2 separate regions of the Homo sapiens genome follow, and region 1 is linked to region 2. Evidence: read pairs that join two places in POLR2A ChIA-PET (ENCODE). Cell type or tissue: HepG2. All regions are shown on one strand. Links, peaks and the distances in the headings refer to the core of each region. The heading gives the core; the rest is flanking DNA. Region 1 overlaps SAE1 (SUMO1 activating enzyme subunit 1). Region 2 overlaps ZC3H4 (zinc finger CCCH-type containing 4).

Region 1 (8,696 bases), core at 3,152-8,151, 110 kb before region 2:
AGGCACCCGCCACCATGCCCGGCTAATTTTTGTAATTTTAGTAGACAGGGTTTCACCACGTTGGCCTGGCTGCTCTCAAACTCCTGACCTCGTGATTCGTCCGCCTCAGCCTCCCAAAATGTTGGGATTACAGGCGTGAGCCACCACGCCTGGCCTTTTTTTCTTCATTTTTATGATTAATACAAACATCATGTGGCAGTTTATGAAATTTGTAGAAACTAGACATTTCTTGCCTGGGGCTGGCAGCTTTCCCCTCGATTCCTGAGGGGTCCTCTGGGTGACTTAATCTCTGCCGTTAGAGGTACAGGGTGGAAAAGTTTGAAGCTTCCGGGACGATTCTACAATTTTGTTTTTATCAATCCAGACCCACCTGCTCCCCCTTGTGACCAAGGCTGCACATTACAGTCAAGAGTATAATTAGCTCAGAATTTAAAGACCACGTGAAATTCATGCAGCAATGTAACTGCTGACCCTGACGCCACTGACTTGCACTAAAGGTGGCGAGACACGGATCCTTTCCGAAATGCAGCCCCTGTCTCACCTCCGGCGGGAGCAGGTGATGCAGGGTTGAGGAACAGAGGCCCTTCTGTAGTGAAGACCACTTTTCTCCCCGACTAACTGCTGCAGGATCAGAATAGGAAAGAGACTGATTTATTGAAACATCACACAATTTACATAAAGAAGAAACACAAGCAAGAGTGGGGTGAACTGGAACGCACTTTGGCTGCATCAAGGCAAACCTGGTCTTCCAATAAAAGCTCTGACCCGTAGCGGCTGTGGCACTTGGGGCATATGAAGCATCACTTTTGACTTCCCTTTATTATTATAATTCTTGCCACTGAAAATAGCCACTATTTAGCTGAATTATCCATTAGACAACTGGAGCCAGAAGCTTCTACACATTCTAGAATGTGAACAATTTAACTCTTGCTGCATCACCCAGAAAAAATGGTGGCAGGAATGGTGAGGGAGAGGAGGAATCTCTTGAGTTAGAGCCTCAGGTCTGAAAAGGCAACTGGTAGGATCATCCCATTCCCTCTCAGAAGCTTCTGAAGTGGAAGAAAAACAAGCAAATCCTAAAGCAAGTAACTTTATTATCATTCCTTTAAAAAGAACCAAGGAAAATTCACAACATATGTGAAACACAAACAGCTGTGGTTTAGGAGGTAAACAAAGGACCAACATAGCCCTGAAATGCAACAGCCTCTGAGTGACTTGAGCCGCATGTGACTGGGGTTCTGTTAAAAGGGCAGGCTCCTCCCTCCTAGCCCTGAAGCCCCAGGAACCTGCCTTGAAAGACAAGCTCTCTAATACTCAACTTGCAGGGTCTCGCCCTAACATCCAAGACTTGGTAGCATCTCCTTTCTCCCAAAACCCAGCTGGAACTCAACTAATCCTAAACGAAAACTCAAGAACAGCACACCAGATGCCACCTGTTGTTTGTCAGGGTCTCAAACTCCAGAGGAAATGCATTTGCCTGTCATGGTTTTCCTCTCTAAGGGCACCTGTCTGAACTTGGAGCTGTGCTTCCACTGGTGCCTCATGGGGCCTGGGCCTACTCTCCACCTGAATTCACACTTTTCTCTATAAGGTATCAGGTGGGGAATAAGTCCAAGAAGGTGACAAGAGGCTCCCGAGCAACAGAGCTTGCTCATTCCTGGCAGGCATCTCCCACAATGCCCCAGAGGGCTGGCGAGGCCGGGACAGCATAAGGACAGAGAAAGGGCAGAGGGGTGCTTGGAAGTGCTCATCACTCAGGGGAGCTGGCAGGCCCGGGATGACAGGCAGCCTGAACAGTGCTGGAACAAAGACAGCCACCCTGCGCCCCTTGTCGAGCAGCTGCTGGTGATGGGAAGCAGCACGTCGGCACCACCTCCTTCGTTGCAGGAAATGTTTTGTATCGGGCCAATGACTTCAGTTTTCCTTGCCTGGAGATGCCTTCATGAAGGAAGGGGACAGGGAATACAGGTGGGCATGCTGCAGTTGGCATCTCTGGGGCTGCCAAATCTTGAGTTCACTTGGGGCCAAGGCACTCCACAATCCCATTCCCCTTCATGCCATCGAAGAAGAAGAAGTTGTTGTGAGGAGGGTCCCGCTGAGACAGGGCCTGGGGAGAAAAATGAAAAGAGGGTTTAGCTCAAGTGCTTTAAGAGGAATAGAGGGAAAAAAAAATTCTAAAAGCAGTCTAGGGCAGTGGTTCTTAACTGGGGTCGATTTTGCTCCCAAAGGGCTATTTGGCAATGTCTGGAGACAATTTTGATTGTCCTATCTCCTTGCTCTGTCCCTTACAAGCTGTGTGTCCATGGGGAGATTATTTAACCTCTCCAAACATTACCTTATTTTCCTAACATGAGATTAAGAAATGTATTTGCCTGGGTTAAACTATGTATCTCAAAAATGTAAAACAGGCCAGGGCCAGGCACATTCACACCTGTAATCCCAGCACTTTGGGAGGCTGAGGTGGGAGAATCACTTGAGCCCAGGAATTCAAGACCAGTCTGTGCAACATGGTGAGATCCCGTCTATATGAAAACTAAAATAGGTGGGGCGCAGTGGCTCACGCCTGTAATCCCAGCACTCTGGGAGGCTGAAGTGGGCGGATCACCTGAGGTTGGGAGTTGGAGACCAGCCTGGCCAACACGGTGAAACCTGTCTCTACTAAAAATACAGAAATTAGCCGAGTATGGTGGCATGCTACTCGGGAGGCTGAGGCAGGAGAATTGCTTGAACCCAGGAGGCAGAGGTTGCAGTAAACTGAGATTGCGCCACCGCACTCCAGCCTGGGCGACACAGTGAGACTCTGTCTCAAAAAAAAAGAGAAAAAGAAAAATGACATAAATTAGCCAGGTATGGTGATGCATGCCCAAGGTGCCAGCTACTCGGGAGGCTGAGGTGGGAGGATCGCTTGAGCCTGGGACATTGAGGCTGCAGTGAGCTGTAATAGTGCCACTATACTCCAGCCTGGGGAACAGAGTGAGACCCTGTCTCAAAACAAAAAACAAACAAACAAAAAAACACCTTAAAACTAAAACAATGACTAACACTGTGTTGCACCACCATTGGGCAAACAGCAGAAATAATTATTCATGACTATTCAACTGAGAAAGGTGGCAGTTCTTAGGCTGTGGCCTTTATCACCTAAGGGGACACATTTAATCAAGGAACACACTGATGCAGAAGCGGGGGCTATTCCATGAGGACATAGAGTCGCTAGGCTTCCACAGGGGGTCAGGGCTGGGATCCAGAGGGCCTGGACAATGCTATTTAGCAATGGCAATGGTGATTATCTTGTGGGGTTACCAGACAGAGCACTTTAAAATACAAGAACAGGGCTGGGCTTAATGTCTCACATCTGTAATCCCAGCACTTAGGGAGGCCGAGGCGGGAGAATCACTTGAGCCCAGGAGTTCGAGACCAGCCTGGGCAACATGGCAAAACCCCATATCTACAAAAAATAAAAAAAATTAGTTGGATGTGGTGGCGTGTGCTTATAGTCTCAGTGCCTCAGGAAGCTGAGGTGGGAGGATCACTTAAGTCCAGGGAAATCAAGTCTGCAGTGAGCTGTGATGGCACCACTGTACTCCAGCCTGGGCAACAGAGAGCGAGAGAGAGGGGTGGGAAGGAGAGTGAGCACGTGGCCCTGTCTTTTGAGGCAGGGTCAGCCCCCGAAACAACATACTGAGTCTTGTATGCACATACATCTTTCTGAGAAAGGGTTCACAATTGTCACAAATTTTCAAACAGGTCCTTAACCCAGAAAGGATTGAAATTTCACCACAAGCTACCATTTAAAGAGGAAGACATCACCTAGGCAAGCTGCCAGGGCAGGGTTTAACGGTTCCCAGGAGCACCGTCCCATCATTCATGAGGAAGGTGGGGCTACACATCCTGAACTGCTCCTCTTCAAACTCAGCACCAAACCCTTTTCCTCATCCATAAAACAGGGACAATCACATCTACCATATACAAATAGTGTTAGTCAGCCATTTTTCCAGGGAAATTTTATTTATTTGTAAATGTTTTTAATTTTTTGAGATAGGATCTTGTTCTGCTACCCAGGTGGGAGGCACATTCTCGGCTTACTGCAACCTCCGTCTCCCCAGCTCCAGATATCCTCCCATACCCTCTTGAGTAGCTGGGACTTTTGTAGAGATGAGGTCTCCTCATGTTGCCCAAGCTAGTCTTGAACTTCTAGGTTCAAGCAATCCTCCCAAAGTGCTGGAATTACAGGCATGAGCTACTGCACCCAGTCAAGGGAACATTTATTAAGCATCTACTCTATGCCAGGTATTCAGCTAGACATTAAGGATTCTGAGGTCTCTGTCCACATGGAGCTTGGATCAGAAAGAAGTTTGCTTCTCTGGGCAAATAGGCAAATAAAAAGCACCTGCCTGCTAGAGTTTTGGTGAGAATGAAATGTGACTAGGCTTGTAAAGTGCCGAGCACGTAGTAAATTCTTAGTAAGTAGGAGCTGCTATTAATAATAATAGGGCCAGGAGTCCTTTACCAATACTGGGGATGCCACCAACCTAGCCAGGTGGAAGGGTCCAACAGTACACAGGTGGAACTCTTAGACCCTCAAACCCAAGATACAGGAGATGGTATGTGTTTTACCATGAACCTGGGATGGCTGCTGCTTTCACTATCACCTCTCTTACCATAGACAGGGAGACCTGCCGTGGACGGTGGGGATGGAGAGAAAGGAAAACTGCTTTAAACCCAAGGAAGTAGACATGGATATAAAATAGGGTATCTAGAAGGACGTAAGAAAGGAAAGACGCAAAAGATGATTCCAAAGGAGCAGACTTGCGCTTGACCCATCTCCTAGTGTAAGCTTTCCATAGGCGCTCAGACAGTGCCTCAGGAGAGAAAGGTGAGTCTGAGGCCCTTGGACTGCAGGCCCCGCCTGCCAGCTGGCTGAAGGCTGACCAGTAATAAGTATGAAGGAGTACTGGGGATGAGAGCAGGGCATGGGGTGACATGGGGCAAAAGGTAAAGTGCTTCCCAAGCAAGATGGGGTAGGAGGAGATTCCAAACACACCCAGCAACGAAGAATGCAGAGTACTCTGGCTATCTGGGATAAACAGAAACAAGATGCTGGGCACCAGCTGTCTCCAGCAGGCAGGAAGGAGGGGGCTGTGTGAGGATGGGGATGTGAGAAACTACCACCAACAATGGGGTCAAGGCTACCTGCCCCAACCTCCAGTCTCCATCCCACATGAAAAATTTAGGGGGAGCCCCTCAATGGGATGTGCAGAAGTAAGGCTGACAATGCAAGGGCAGCGGCCCTGGGGTCCATGCAGTCTCTACATGATGGTGCCATTGAAGGCAACACCTGATGCATGACTGCCCCGTGGTGAAGAGGACAGGCTCAGAAACCAGACTGCCTGGGCCCACATCCTGGCACCACACTCACTAGCCTGGGCAAGCATCTTCTTTCCTGCACCTTAGTCTCTCTTTTATAAACCAGGGATCACAGGAGTTCCTACCTCATAGGGCCGGTGGGAGATGAAATGAGTATCCACGTAAAAAACACTGTCTTTGTGTGGCAGACAGTGGGCTTTCAGTAAGTCTTGTCTATTATTGGTGGTGTCGTCATTTTAGGCTACAAAAATATGTACATTCCCATTCCCCACTTAGAACATTCCCATTGCTGCACTCTTTCCTGCAGTTTGTCTACAGGGAGCCTCAGAATCCTGCTCGAACAGTCCTCTGGGTGGCCATTACCCTCTTCTCAGATTGGGCATATAAACTGTAATTTTCACATCACTCTGGGCTATGTATAAAATGTGAGCAAGGAAAGAGGTATGGCCATTGCACACTTTTCTTCCCCCTCCAAATATCTCCTCGGTGCCCATTACATAGAAGAAAGTTAGATTTGATCAAAGGAAGAATTTAGACCAGAGAGAAGGATCAGAAAAAATAGACAAAAAAAAAAAAAAAAAGTAGCCTTAGGAAAACGGTGTGACTAACAAATTGAGCCAAACGCCTCCAGAATGTACAGACCCCAAGACAAAGTGTTAAGGGCTGGCCTCCAAACTGTCCTCCCAAGCTCAAACTTGACATGTACATGGACATGGCCAATCATTTAACCAGGCACGACTCTGCTCCATAAGAAAGAAGGAAAAAGCCTCACCGGAGTCCACGAAGGCAGCCAAGAACCTGCAAAAGGCAAATTTAACATCTTCGGGCAAATAGCAAAGTCTGCAAAGAATGTACAATATATTTGGGGGTATGGTATAGTTTTAGCAACCCAAATGTTCCAGAAGACCCTCAAAAGGCTGTGCTAGTTACTGGTTATGTGACCCTGTATAAGATGCTTCCCTTCTGAGAGACACACTAACACCTACCTAACAGGGTCACGGGTCATCCTGTACAGAGCCTTGAGGGGCTCCTGGTGTGTTCATGGGGACACAGAAACTGATTTCTCTACAAATACCTACAGTGTGTGGTTAAAAAGACGGGGGCTTGGCCGGGTGCGGTGGCTCACACCTATAATCCCAGCACTTTGGGAGGCTGAGGTGGGAGGATCACAAGGTCAGGAGTTCGAGACCAGCCTGGCCAATATGGTGAACTACTAAAAATACAAAAATTAGCCTGGTGTGGTGGTGGGAACCTGTACTCTCAGCTGCTCGGGAGGCTGAGGCAGGAGAATCGCTTGAACCCAGGAGGCGGAGGTTGCAGTGAGTCAAGATCATGCCACTGCACTCCAGTCTGAGAGACAAAGTGAGATTCTGTCTCAAAAAAAAAAAAAAAGGGGGGGGGTGCGGCTGGGTACAGTGGCTCATGCCTGTAATCCCAGCACTTTGAGAGGCTGAGGTGGGCAGATCACGATGTCAGGAGATCCAGACCATCCTGGCTAACACAGTGAAACCCTGTCTCTACTAAAAATACAAAAAAATTAGCTGGGCGTGGTGGCAGGCGCCTGTAGTCCCAGCTACTTGGAAGGCTAAGGTAGGAGAATGGCGTGAACCCGGGAGGTGGAGCTTGCAGTGATCTGAGATCGTGCTACTGCACTCCAGCCTGGGGGACAGAGCGAGACTCCATCTCAAAAAAAAAAAAAAAAAAAAAAAAAAAAGGGAGGGCTTTGATGTCATGGTGATGAATAGAGATAAACTGTACAGAGGTTAAGAGCACAGGTTCTGGAGTCCCTTTCATGGGCCCAAGTGTCTTCCTCTTAAGTGGGGATCATGATAGTACTCACTTATAGAGCTATGAGAAGCAGAATCCCTGACCAATACAACAGGCACTGGATAACTAATACAGTTAGGGGAGAGCAGATCACACCTTCGAGGCACTATGGCCAACTGTGAGCTAAGCACAGAGCAGGCACTCCAAGGTCATTTGCTGAATGGCACCTGGATGGGCCAGAGAAAATGGGATGAGGTGGAAATGGGGAGGGCATGAAACAAAGATGAATGGGGTGAGAGAAAGCAGGCAGCTGTCTAAGACAGTTTCCATTCTCTCTGTCAGCACATATACAAAGTCATGGTTAACAATTTTCTGCTCCACAGTGATGTTTTACCTTCACAATTTCCTGTGCCAAAATCCCTCCAACCACCGCACACACTGGGGCCATCTCGGAGAAGCAGTACCTAAAAGAGAGGAAGACAAGGAAAATGGAGCACTGGGAACAGAACTGTGACCATGACATCTGGAGAAATTCAGTAGTAGGCTCTCCTGAATAAAAACAACTTCTAGCAGGAGGGCCCGATTCAGATAGCAGTGTTAATGCTGGCATCTAGGCGTGAAAATGAAATCTGAGCAAGGGATTCATAAGTGGTTGGAAAAGACCTTTGAACTTTGGCAAGCAGAAATTCTTTCACAATACTTTTATTTTTACCTTTATAAGTTAAAGGAAAGACTATATCTGTGCTTCCTATATCTGTCCTAGAGATATCAGATGTTTCAGTGCCCTGGTCACATTCTCGCAATTCTCTTCTTACCCATAATGGCCAGTGGGTTCTATATGCTATTCCCAGACAAATGTCAGGGAGCAGGCCTGTGTTAACATGTAGGAAGCAAGGGAAATTTGAGGCGTGAAATTAAAGTATGAGGGCAGAAAAAGTCTTCACAACCCACATAGAAACCAGCCCTTCTGGGCCAGGATGGGGCATCTAGAGGACAAATTTTAGATGACACAGTCACCTGCCCCTCCAAGTTACCCATCCTAGTAAGCAAATCACTTAATTCCACCACTTCCCCAAAGGAAGTGTGCTCTGCCAGCTCCTACTCCTGAACACAATGCTGTGTGCTCACCAAGCAAACTGGAACACAGACAAGTGAAAGGGAAAGCCTCCCTACAGAACTACCTCCAATCTCCCCAGTGTGGTGCACATCCTTCTAGACTTTTTTTGAGACGGAGTCTCGCTCTGTCACCCAGGCTGGAGTGCAGTGGCGCGATCTTGGCTTACTGCAAGCTCCGCCTCCCGGATTCATGTCATTTTCCTGCCTCAGCCTCCTGAGTAGCTGAGACTACAGGCACCCGCCACCACGCCCGGCTACTCTGAATTTTTAGTAGAGACGGGGTTTCACCATGTTGGCCAGGATGGTCTCAATCTCTTGACCTCGTGATCCGCCCGCCTCGGCCTCCCAAAGCGCTGGGATTACAGGTGTGAGCCACTGCGCCCAGCCCCTTCTAGACATTTTTAAAAGTGCACAATCTAAACGGGTATAATTAGGGCGGGCTCAGTGGC
Region 2 (11,450 bases), core at 3,672-8,671:
TGGAAGTTCTTGTTTTCTTTTTCTTTTTTTTTGAGACGAAGTCTCAATCTGTCACCCAGGCTGGAGTGCAATGGCATGGTCTCAGCTTACTGCAACCTCCACCTCATGGGTTCAAGCAATTCTCCTGCCTCAGTCTCCCAAGTAGCTGGGACTACAGGCGTGTGCCACCATGCCCGGCTAATTTTTTTTTTTTTTTTCGAGACAGAGTCTTGCTCTGTTGCCCAGGCTGGAGTGCAGTGGTGCGATCGCTCATTGCAACCTCTGCCTCCCAGGTTCAAGTGATTCTCCTGCCTCAGCCTCCTGAGTAGCTGGGATTACAGTCGTGCGCCACCACGCCCAGCTAATTTTTGTATTTTTAGTAGAGATGGGGTTTCTCCACGTTGGTCAGGCTGGTCTCGAACTCCTGATCTAGTGATCCGCCCGCCTCAGCCTCCCAAAGTGCTGGGATTACTGGCATGAGCCACCGTACCTGGCCAGAACTTTTTTCTTTCTTAACTTTTTATTATGGAAAAAAAATTTTTTTTAGTTATTTATAGAGGCTGGGTGCAATGGCTCATGCCTCTAATCCCAGAACTTTGGGAGGCCAAGGCAGGAGAAGGCCAAGGCAGGCTTTAGTCCAAGAGTTCAAGACCAGCCTGGGCAACATAGAGAGACCCTGTCTTTAAATTATTTGTGGAGACGGGGTCTAACTGTGTTGCCCAGGCTGGTCTCTAACTCCTGGGCTCAAGCAGTCTGACAGGGTCTCACTCTGTTGCCCAGGCTGGAGGGCAGTGGTGCAATCATAGCTCACTGCAGCCTCGACCTCCTGGCTGAATCGATCCTCTCGCCTTAGCCTCTTGAGTAGCTGGGACTACAAGCACATGCTGCCAGGCTAAGTTTTGTATTTATTGTAGAGATGGGGTTTCCTCATGTTGCCCAGGCTGGTCTCAAATTCCAGGGCTCAAGTGATCCGCCTGTTGGCCTCCCAAAATGCTGGGATTACAGGCATGAGCCACTGTGTCTGGCCTATACCTGTAGATTCTTCAGTATGAATCTCTAACTTTATGATTATTTAAAAACATAACTACAGGCCGCGTGTGTTGGCTCACACCTGTAATCCCAGCACTTTGGGAGGCTGAGGCAGGCGGATCACCTGAGGTCAGGAGTTCGAGACCAGCCTGGCCAACATGGCGAAACCCTGTTTCTACTAAAAATACAAAAATTATCTGGACGCGGTGGCAGGTGTCAGTAATCCCAGTACTCAGGAGGCTGAGGAATGAGAATCACTTGAACCCAGGAGGCGAAGGTTGCAGTGAGCCGAAATCACGCCACTGCACTCCAGCCTGGGCGACAGAGTAAGATCCCCGTCTCAAAAGAAAAGACAATAAAACAAAACAAAAAACCTTTCTACAAAACTCATTTCTAACAAGATTAACAATTAATATCTCAAATACCCAGGCTGGGTTCAGATGGCTCCAATTTCTCCTATCGTCACATCCACCAGTAGGTGTCTTCGTATCTAGATGCCAGCAGTGGGTAGACTGTCTTATGTTGAAGTGAGGGTGTAGGGTACAGGGTACAGATGCTGATGCCTGGACTTCTCTTTGCCAGTTTTGTGTCTCACTTGGGTGGTTGCCGTGGCGTAGGCACGTTACCATGGAAATGGCATGATGTCACAGAGCAGGCTATGATGACACCTGAGAATGCTGAAGAAAAGGAGACAGAGCACATTTGTTCTTGGTTTCTGGTTGATGAACCTAGGTAGTAAGGACACTGAAAAGCATGTGCAAGACCCAGAGGTTTATTTCAAGAATTTCCTGGCTCTGAAAATCCCTCCGTGAGGTTTCCCCTATGGCTGCTTCATTACGTCCTAACTCAAGGGAAGGTCTCGGGCCTTTCTTTGGCATGAGCCCTGAGCTGAATTTCTGAAGCAAAGGCCCTGCGCCTTCAATCCTAATAAACGACTAGTCCGCAGAATCGGACTTGGGGATCCTGGACTTCTGCATTTAGGCTGGTTGTTAAATATTTGAAGAGGCGGCGCCTCCTTGTAATTTTTGTGATTTTGTCCCTAGTTAATGGGTCATTCAGAGCCTACCCAGGCAATTTGTTGAGAGTCTGGGCAGTTAATGATCATAACCCTGACCTTCACATTAACCTAGCCGCCTCTTATCAAGGGCTCTCATGATCTTAAGGTAACCGCTGCTGTTCCCATGAGTTTCCATCTTTTGTGTTGTACTTTGCCTTTTTTTTTTTTTTTTTTTTTTTAAACTCTTGTAAACCAGGTTGATCCATAAACCCTGGGCCCCTTTCAGCTTTCGTCCAACCCTCTTGTCTAGAGAGCTGCCATGTTGCCAAGCTTCATTTCTGTAAGAAGCCTTTGTTCCTTCCCGGGGCTCAGCTCTCCCTACGCCTTTTTGTCTTGATTAGCCACTTGGTGGCTTCTGGTACTGCCTAGATTAGAGCTGAGGAAGGGGAGATGTTGCTTTTGTCAGTTTTGTCAGCAGGATGGCTTGGGAGAACAGTGTATGTGTGGTTGTGACCAAGTAGAAAGAACTTGTTGACCAGCAGTCAGCAGTGTCCGTCAGGGAGAGCTGGCTGCAGCTTTCTTTTTTTCTTTTTTTTTTTTTGAGACGGAGTTTCACTCTTGTTGCCCAGGCTGGAGTGTAGTGGCGTGATCTTGGCTCACTGCAACCTCCGCCTCCCAGGTTCAAGTGATTCTCCTGCCTCAGCCTCCCGAGTAGCTGGGTTTACAGGCGTGTTCTTCCAAGCCCGACTAATTTTGTATTTTGAGTAGATATGGAGTTTCTCCATGTTGGTCAGGCTGGTCTTGAACTCCCGACCTCAGGTGATCCGCCCACCTCGGCCTCCCAAAGTGCTGGGATTACAGACGTGAGCCACCGCGCCCGGCCCTGGCTGTAGCTTTCTTATAGAGAACATGCTTCCCACTTAGCATTCCAGCCAGTTAGGGCTTTCCGTGGAGAGATGCCCTCATGCTAGCTGGTTTTTAAAACCAACAGCTGCTTCTTCCTTTGTGCCTGTTCCTCATGTCAAGGGCTTTATCCCTATTATTTCATTTAACCTTCACAGCCCTTGAGATAGGTGCTGCTGTTATCCCATTCAGTAGATCAGAAAAGCAAGGCTCAGGTTACAGACTAAGAGCATACTCCAGAGAAGAGGTGGAGCTGGTTGAGTTACTTGGTCTGCAGAAAGGAGCATGAGGCCCGAATCTGTAGGCTGCTGGATGAGGCAGTATGAAATATCTCCTTTGAAATATCATGTCTACTTTGGACATGAAATATCTTTTGTTTTGTTTTGTTTTTTGAAACCGAGTCTCTAGCTCTGTCACCCAGACTGAAGTGCAGTGGCGCGATCTTGGCTCACTGCAATCTCCGCCTCCCAGGTTCAAGCGATTCTCCTACCTCAGCCTCCTGAGTAGCTGGGGCTACAGGCACCCACCACTTCACTGGTCTAATTTTTGCATTCTTAGTAGAGACGGAGTTTCGCCATGTTGGCAAGGCTAGTCTCAAACTCCTGACCTCAGGTGATCTGCCTGCCTTGGCCTCCCAAAGTGCTGGGATTAGTTTTTTTTTTTTTTTTTTTGAGACACAGTTTCACTCTGTCTCGCAAGCTGGAGTGCAATGGCACAATCTTGGCTTACTGCAATCTCTGCCTCCCAGGTTCAAGTTCTTGTGCCTCAGCCTCCTGAGTAGCTGGAATTTCAGGCACCCACCATCGCGCCCAGCTAATTTTTGTATTACTGGTAGAGACAAGGTTTTGCCGTGTTGGCCAGGCTGGTCCCGAACTCCTGACCTCAAGTGATCTGCCTGCTTTGGCTTCCCGAAGGCATGAGCCACCACACCCGGTCTGAACATGAAATGTCTTTACCAAGCACTGTTTTTGCCAAGTCCGTGGTGTGTGCTGAACCCAGCATCCTTGTGGGCCCTGTGGAGTTGGCCTGTTCCTTAGAGTGGGCGTCCAGATCTGTTCTTTGACCAGGGGGAGGAGCAGCCAGTGCTGAAAATGGGAACCGAAATACCCGGGAGCTTTGTCCGGGAGGTACGGGGCAGGACTGGCTCAAGGCAAGGCGTTGGCCTCTTCCCATTTCCTCATGGGGGCCAGTTCCAAGTCGGTCTCCCAGGGTGGTTGCTTTCTTGTTCCCGAGGGCTCTGGGCAGCGGACCGAGTGCAGCCATGTCAGGCGTTGCCAATCCAGGCTCTGGGAATAGAGTGCTCCCTGCACAGGCCGCCACGGCAGGCTTTTCTCCTGCTTGCTTGTCTCAAGAGAGTTTGGCAGGTCTAGATTGAAATGATTAGCGCGGTGGGGCTTCCCCCACTTTTCTTGGGGGATTATGTCGAGGTCTATTAAGCATGTTCCCTTGGCATTTAATCCCACTCTGACACGGATTTTGCCGGCAGTCTGTTAAGTGGCATCGCTGAAACCTGGTTGCTGTTTTGTTGAGACCGCCTTTGTGCCGTCGCGCTGGTGGCCCACGGGATTCCCATTTGGCTCGACTTCCTTTCTTTTTGCTTTCTGTTGAACAGAGTCTGAAGAATATAGTCAAGACCTCGTGTTCACGCAGGACGTTTAGCTAGGAGAGCATCTTGGGTGTCGTGAGGGGGGACCCCTTGAGGTGACTGTGGACAGAAGTTAGCCCAGGGCTCGGAGGGGCTTGAGGGCCTGACATGGCCAGAGGGCCCTGAGAATGCAGTGATCTGTTTATTGTTGCTGTCTCAGTGCCCCTTTATCAACCGTCAGCAGTTTAACAACAACAAAAAAATCCTATGTATTTCTCTGCCTCTCTCAACTTTAGGGAAACAAAATTTCAAGTAGTCACTGCCTGTTTTGTGAAAAGTTGTATGGTTGATTCTCTTTGAGCCCAGATGTGCCTGGAGCTGTTAATATCGATAATGTGCAGAATCCCTCTTTGGCTCAGGTCTTTGTAGGGTGAATTTGAATGCTGCACTTCTCTACCTTGGTGATTCCTTTCTAGAATCATTCTGGATGATGGTTAAGGCTCTTGGAGTTCCTTGAATGGTCTTTTGTCCTCTGCCCGCAGGTGTTAGATGTAGAGTAGCCTGTACCTTCGTCCGAGCCAGCGAGTGGCATCAGGACAGGGAAGGAGGCCTCAGCTGACCCTGGGCAAGACTGTCGCCTGCTGTGCCGCGGTGTTGGACATAAGGGAGGGCGTGCTGAGGCTGCCACCCACTCCGGCTCAGCTGACCCAGCCCTGATGATCAGGCACCTGCCTTGTGGACCAAGTTTCTTGTCAGTGCAGAAAAGGAGGTAGTCAAGCAACCTGGCACAGATATGGCATTTAAAATATTAGTGGCCTGGGTGGTGATCATGTCCCTCTCAGCTTTATCCCTTCTAGACTTAAGTGTCGAGAGTAATGTTGTTCTTAGCTTTTCTTTATGGAACCCCAGCATGTATACCTCCAGTCTGTCCCGGGCCTTCTCCCGCTCAGTCTGTCCGTCTCTCCCTTTCTCTTGAGGTGTGGCCCTGGCCTGCCCCCAGTATTCCCATCAGGGTGCCACCTCCCAGTGTCTGCACAGCTCCTGGCGGCGGGCAGTTTGCCATGTCACTGAGTAACAGCTTCTCCCTTGGGACAAAACCAGTTTTCCCAGTCATGTGGCCCTTTTCGGTGTGGGTGAGGTGTCCAGTGAGGACTTTGCTCCACGCCTGGTTTCTGTGGGCCGCACCCCAGCGGGAAGGCACCTCCCTTGTCAGGACTGCAGCCTGCACCCCCGCCCCATTCCAAGTTTGCTAGTCGGGGAAGCAACACAAGGTGCACATGGGTCAGGTCACCTGTGTTGTTGACTTTGAAGCAGCAGAAAGAGTTTTGTGTCCTGCATTCTGTTTTGAGAGTTGCCCTTGACCTCTGCCCAGGGGTATCTGTGGGGCTGGGCCACTTGGGTTTGAAATAGAACCCATCCCCTTTGAACTGGGAGTGAGAGTTCATAGAAAAAGCTGCTCTTGAGGCGCTCCTTGATGTTTGGGTAGCAGCCCCAAGGCAGACAAAGGGAGGGACATAAGCGAAAGGACAGTGGAGGGTCCTGGGAGGAGGAGTCTGCCACATGCCCTGGAACCTTCAGGCAAGCACGCCTAATACATTGGCTCCCGCTTGGGCAGCTGCGGGCCTTTCCGCAGAGATAGCTCCATTTGTGGCTAACCTTTTGGGGCCTGGGCTCGTGATGTTTCCTCCTTACATCACTTCTCTTTGTGTCCTAGTTAATTGAGACGGAAGGAGTTGGATGCTCTCACGCAAGCCTTTTTGTGGTCATTCATGGGGAACTTTGGGAGCTTTTTAAAATTATTCAAAAAGATTGTTTTTTTCCTTTACCAACTCCTGTACTTGTGAACACTGTGTCTGTGGGTTTGGCTCAAAAACTGGATTCTTTTTCCAGCCTCCCCCTCCTGAACCCAATTTCTTCCTCACTCCTACCCCACCCCATAGATATTTACATATGCAGAATGTCCACTGGGCAGTGTCTGTCATGTTTGGAGAGCACTTTTAAAGTCCTGGAGATTGGGGTGACACGGGGGAATTGGAAGAGTGTAGGATGGGGAGCCAGAAGGGGTTCCACTATCTGGAGGTGAGTCAGAGGAGGGAGAGAAAGCAGGGCCGGTATCATGTGAGGCCCTCAGGAGGGGCCTGGGATCCGTCCCCCCTCCTCCAGCTGCTCAGTGTTTGCTTGCCTCCGGCCTAGAGGTGTGGGACTGACGAGGGTGGGTCAGACCTTGTGACCTGGGACTCTGAGCCTGTTTCCAGCGGTTCTCATGGGGCTTTTGTAATAAAGTACTTGGAGGGTTCTCAGGCCACAGCCCAGGCCTGCCTGTGGGTGGGTCCCAGGTAGCTTGGGGCCACCCCTGGTTCAGAACCAAGGCCCTCTCCACGGTGCACAGCCACCGCCCTCAGCCTCAGGTGGCACTGACGCCCAGCTCACTGGGGCCCGGGGCCCAGCAGGCAATCCTGGGCCTGGGAGGGAGGGGATGTGGGTCTGTGCTCCCTGGGAGAGAGACTTCTGTGGTCAAGCAAGGTTTAGAAGTGCCCCAAGTGCTTCACAGCAGAGCTGTGTGGGTTTCTGGACTATGGGGCTTCCTGGAAGTTGTGCAGCGTTAAGCATTATGAATCCCCAAGATGGGGCTCTTCCTGCTTATGTGACCACAGCACCTTGTCGGTTTCTTCTTCTAAGAACACTAGTTCTGTTGGGAAATCTGGCGTAGATGTGTCCCGGTGTTAGTGGTAATGCCCTTAAACTCCTACCCCTCCCCCAGCCAGGTTAGACTGGAGCAAGCACAGTTCTTTCAGGGGGAGGATAAGGGATGGAACAAGAGGCCATGGCCCCCATGTCCTCCCAGGGTCTCACTTCGCTCACAGCAGTCAGGCCTTCGGTTCCTGTCAGCCTTGGCCAGCCCAGAGCCCTAGGAGGTCTCCTCTCAAACCCTGTGTTCATGGTGGGATTGGGGTTTGTTTGTAGGGAAGATGGAGAGTTGGAAGAAGGTGAATTGGAAGATGATGGGGCAGAGGAGACCCAGGATACCTCCGGAGGGCCTGAGAGAAGCCGGAAAGAAAAGGGGGAGAAGCATCACAGTGATTCGGATGAGGAGAAGTCCCACAGGAGACTGAAGCGGAAACGGAAGAAAGAGCGGGAGAAAGAGAAAAGGAGGTCGAAGAAGAGGAGGAAATCCAAGCACAAAGTAGGTCGGAGATCCCCTGGGACTGCCACTGCCTGGCATTGGGCCTGGCTGAGAGCCCCAGGGGCTGAGCTTTTGCTGTCCACCCCAGAGGGCACTCTTAATGCCTTTGCTTATCTCAAATTGGATAAAGACCTTTTTTAAAAGAGTTGGTAGCTTATGCTTCATTGCCACTAAGTGCCCCAGGTGAGGTGTTTCAGGTGAAGCGCAGAGCCCTGCGGCACATGCCAGCATAGTTTGTCCTGAGGCTGACTGTGCCCGAGTGGCCTGCCTGTGGCAGGTTGCTGAGTCTCCTTCCCCTGTCATTACAGCGCCATGCTTCTTCTAGCGATGACTTCTCTGACTTCTCAGATGACTCGGATTTCAGCCCCAGTGAGAAAGGTCACCGCAAGTACAGAGAGTACAGCCCCCCATATGCGCCGGTGAGTGACTGGCATGCACTGCTGAGCTCTGGGGCCGGGAGGAGTTCAACTGCTTGTGTTTCTTGAGCACTTGCTGTGTTCTGGGCATTTTTTGTGAGTTTCAGTCCTGGGCCATCAGGTATTAATTTAATCCCCATTTTATGAGTGAGGAAACTGAAACTTAGACAATTTCAACAAGGCAGCCCAGACAACCAAGTGAGACCCCACAAAAAATAAAAAAATTAACCAGGCATGCCTGTAGTTCCAGCTACTCAGGAGGCAGAGGTGAGAAGATCCCTTGAGCCCAGAAGTTTAAGGTTGCAGTGAGCTATGATCAGCCACTGTACTCTAGCCTGGGTGACAGACAGAGCAAGATCCTGTCTCAAAAGGAAAAGAAAATTTCAACAGGGTTGCCCAGCTCTCTGAAGTAAAGGAGCTGGGATTTGAACCCAGGCCCTAGCTGACCTCCATGAGGCATGTTCTCGAGCCTCCTCCATGCGGCCTTAGCAAGGCCCTGTATGTCTCAGAGAAAGATGCTGACTGGTCCACGTCACGGCTGACTGGCTTCCACTGTTCACAAATGACCTTTTTGGGAAATTGGCAAGAGAATGAAATGTTCTCAAGTAGCCAGTAGGCAGAGGTTAGATACTCAGCCACTGTCGCTCTCATTTCAAGCAGCAATTTAAATTATTTGTTCAGTTTGTATACCATTTCTTCCCCCAGAAAATCCCATAAGAGAAAAGCAAATCATTTTTTTTTTTTTTTTTTTTTTTTTGAGGCAGAGTCTCACTCTGTCGCCCAGGCTGGAGTACAGTGGTGCAATCTCAGCTCACTGCAAGCTCTGTCTCCTGGGGTCGCACCATTCTTCTGCTTCAGCATCCTGAGTAGCTGGGACTACAGGCACCCGCCACCACTCCCGGCCAAGTTTTTGTGTTTTTAGTAGAGACAGGATTTCACCGTCTTAGCCAGGATGGTCTCCATCTCCTGACCTCGTGATCCGCCTGCCTCGGCCTCTCAAAGTGCTGGGATTACAGGTGTGAGCCACCGCGCCCGGCCGCAAATCATCTTATGATTACTTTACCCAGTATTCGTTGGCACGTGGGTGTCCGGGTTTGGATGAGAAATGTTTTGTCTTGTTTGTTTATTTATTTATTTATTTATTTATTTATTTATTGAGACGGAGTCTTGCTCTGTCGCCTAGGCTGGAGTGCAGTGGGGCAATCTCGGTTCACTGCAACTTCCACCTCTCTGGTTCAAGCGATTCTCCTGTCTCAGCCTCCCGAGTAGCTGGGATTACAGGCATGTGCCACCTTGCCCGGCTGATTTTTGTATTTTTAGTAGAGACAGGGTTTCACGATGTTGGCCAGGCTGGCCTCGAACTCCTGACCTCAGGTGACCCGCCCGCCTTGGCCTCCCACAGTGCTAGGGTTACAGGCGAGAGCCACCGTGCCCGGCTGGTTGAGAAATGTTTTAAAGTTAGTAGGTCTTTAAAGCTGTCCCAGGTATCCCATGACCCAGCATCATCCATCACAACAAATGATTCATTGTCCAATACCATAGTTGAGATTGATCTACTGGTGTAGGTTTGGCCTTCAAACCTGAGGGAGGCAGGAAATGGAGGGAACATTGCGTGCTTTTTATGAACTAGAGCTGGAGGCATTTTAAAGATCTGCTAAAGTACTTGTATGTGTGTCTGTGTGTCTAGCTGTATTTTGCATTGTCCTGTTTTTCTATAATTCGGATTTTTTAAAATTAGTGGGCTTTATTGTTTGTTTGTTTGTTTATTGAGATGGGATCTCACTCTGTTGCCCAGGCTGGAGTGCAGTGGTGTGATCTCACCTCACTGCAGCCTCGAGCTCCCTGGGCTCAGGTGATCTTCCTGCCTCAGCCTCCTAAGTAGCTGGAACCATGGGCCATAACGCCAAGGCTAATTTTTGTACTTTTGGTAGAGATGGGGTTTCAAAATGTTGCCCAGGCTGGTCTCAAATTCCTGGGGTCAAATGATCTGCCCACCTCGGCCTCCCAAAGTGCGGGGATTGCAGACATGAGCCACCATGCGCAGCCGACTTTTTTATGCGTTCATTCATTCATTTATTTAGAGATGGAGTCTCGCTCTGTCGCCCAAGCTGGAGTGCAGTGGCACAATCTCGGCTCACTGCAACCTCCGCCTCCCTGGTTCAAGCGATTCTCCTGCCTCAGCCTCTCAAGTAGCTGGGATTACAGGCGCCCACCACCACACCTGGCAAATTTTTTTTTTTTGTATTTTTAGTAGAGACGGGGTTTCACTATGTTGGCCAGGCTGGTCTCGAACTCCTGACTTTGTGATCTGCCTGCCTTTGCCTCCGAAAGTGCTGGGATTACAGGCGTGAGCTACCACGCTTGGCCCAACTTTTTTTTTTTAATTTTAATTATTTTTTGAGACAGAGTCTCGCTCTGTCGCCCAGGCTGGAGTGCAGTGGCGCAATCTTGCCTCACCGCATCCTCTGCCTCCCGGGTTCAAGTGATTCTCACACCTCAGTCTCCCGAGTAGCTGGGATTAGAGGCGCCCATCACCATGCCCGGCTAATTCATTTTGTATTTTTAGTAGAGACTGGGTTTCACCATGTTGGCCAGGCTGGTCTGGAACTCCTGACCTCAAGAGATCTGCCTGCCTGGGCCTCCCACAGTGCTGGGATTACAGGTGTGAGCTACTGTGCCCGGACTTTATTTTAATTTTTTTGAGTTGTTGTTTCGCTGTGTCACCCTGGTTGGAGTGCAGTGGTGCAGTCTCTGCTCACTACAACCTCTGCCTCGCGGGTTCAAGCAATTCTCCTGCCTCAGCCTCTCAAGTAGCTGGGATTACAGGTGCCTGCCCCACACTCGGCTATTTTGTTGTTGTTGTTGTTGTTGCATTTTTGCATTTTTAGTAGAGATCGCATTTCGCGTCTGCATCTCCTGACCTTGTGATCTGCCCGCCTCGGCCTCCCAAAGTGCTGGGATTACAGGCATGAGCCACCGCGCCCAGCCCCCTGACTTTCTTTTTTAGAGCTGTTTTAAGTTTATTCAAAATTGAGCAGGTAGTAGTAGAGTTCCCTTCTCCCCTCTGCCTGCCCCCTTCCCTGCCTCCAGTTTCCCATTACCAATGTCTTGCATTGTTGTGGTAACTTTGTTAGAATTGATGAGCCGGTATTGATACATTGTTATTACTTAGGGTTGTATAGTTCTCTGGGTTTTGCCCAATACACACTTTATTGTTACATATTCGTCGTTACTCCATTGTCTGGATATACCAGTTTGTTATCCATTTACCTGTTGAAGGATGTCTTGGTTGCTTCCGTTTTTATGAGTATCTTTAACTTCTTCTAGTACCACTTGGCATTACCACACTTTGGAAAG

What was found. Peaks named below come from ENCODE experiments on the same cell type or tissue, not always from the same donor. Only the 100,000 strongest peaks of a DNase experiment are listed, where the experiment ranks them.
Region 1: POLR2A ChIA-PET joins it to region 2 with 5 read pairs; 3 of 35 experiments call an interaction of 5 or more read pairs at or near these places.

The regions. Positions count from the first base shown.
Region 1 is chr19:47,202,570-47,211,265 of GRCh38, reverse strand. SAE1 (SUMO1 activating enzyme subunit 1) reads right to left here. Exons shown (of 9, transcript NM_005500.3): 8 at 7,526-7,595; 9 at 630-2,107. The coding sequence ends at 2,015. Among named protein-coding and RNA genes, the nearest start is that of MIR3190, 20 kb to the left of the region's middle. RefSeq lists enhancers at 240-534, 1,526-2,275. In HepG2, for the core only: no CTCF peak of the experiment used is centred there; no DNase peak of the experiment used is centred there.
Region 2 is chr19:47,090,616-47,102,065 of GRCh38, reverse strand. ZC3H4 (zinc finger CCCH-type containing 4) reads left to right here. Exons shown (of 15, transcript NM_015168.2): 3 at 7,458-7,677; 4 at 7,986-8,096. Among named protein-coding and RNA genes, the nearest start is that of ZC3H4, 17 kb to the left of the region's middle. RefSeq lists enhancers at 6,753-6,802, 7,073-7,262, 7,685-7,794, 8,225-8,484. In HepG2, for the core only: no CTCF peak of the experiment used is centred there; DNase peaks (open chromatin) are centred at 5,785 and 6,695; H3K4me3 peaks cover 714 bases.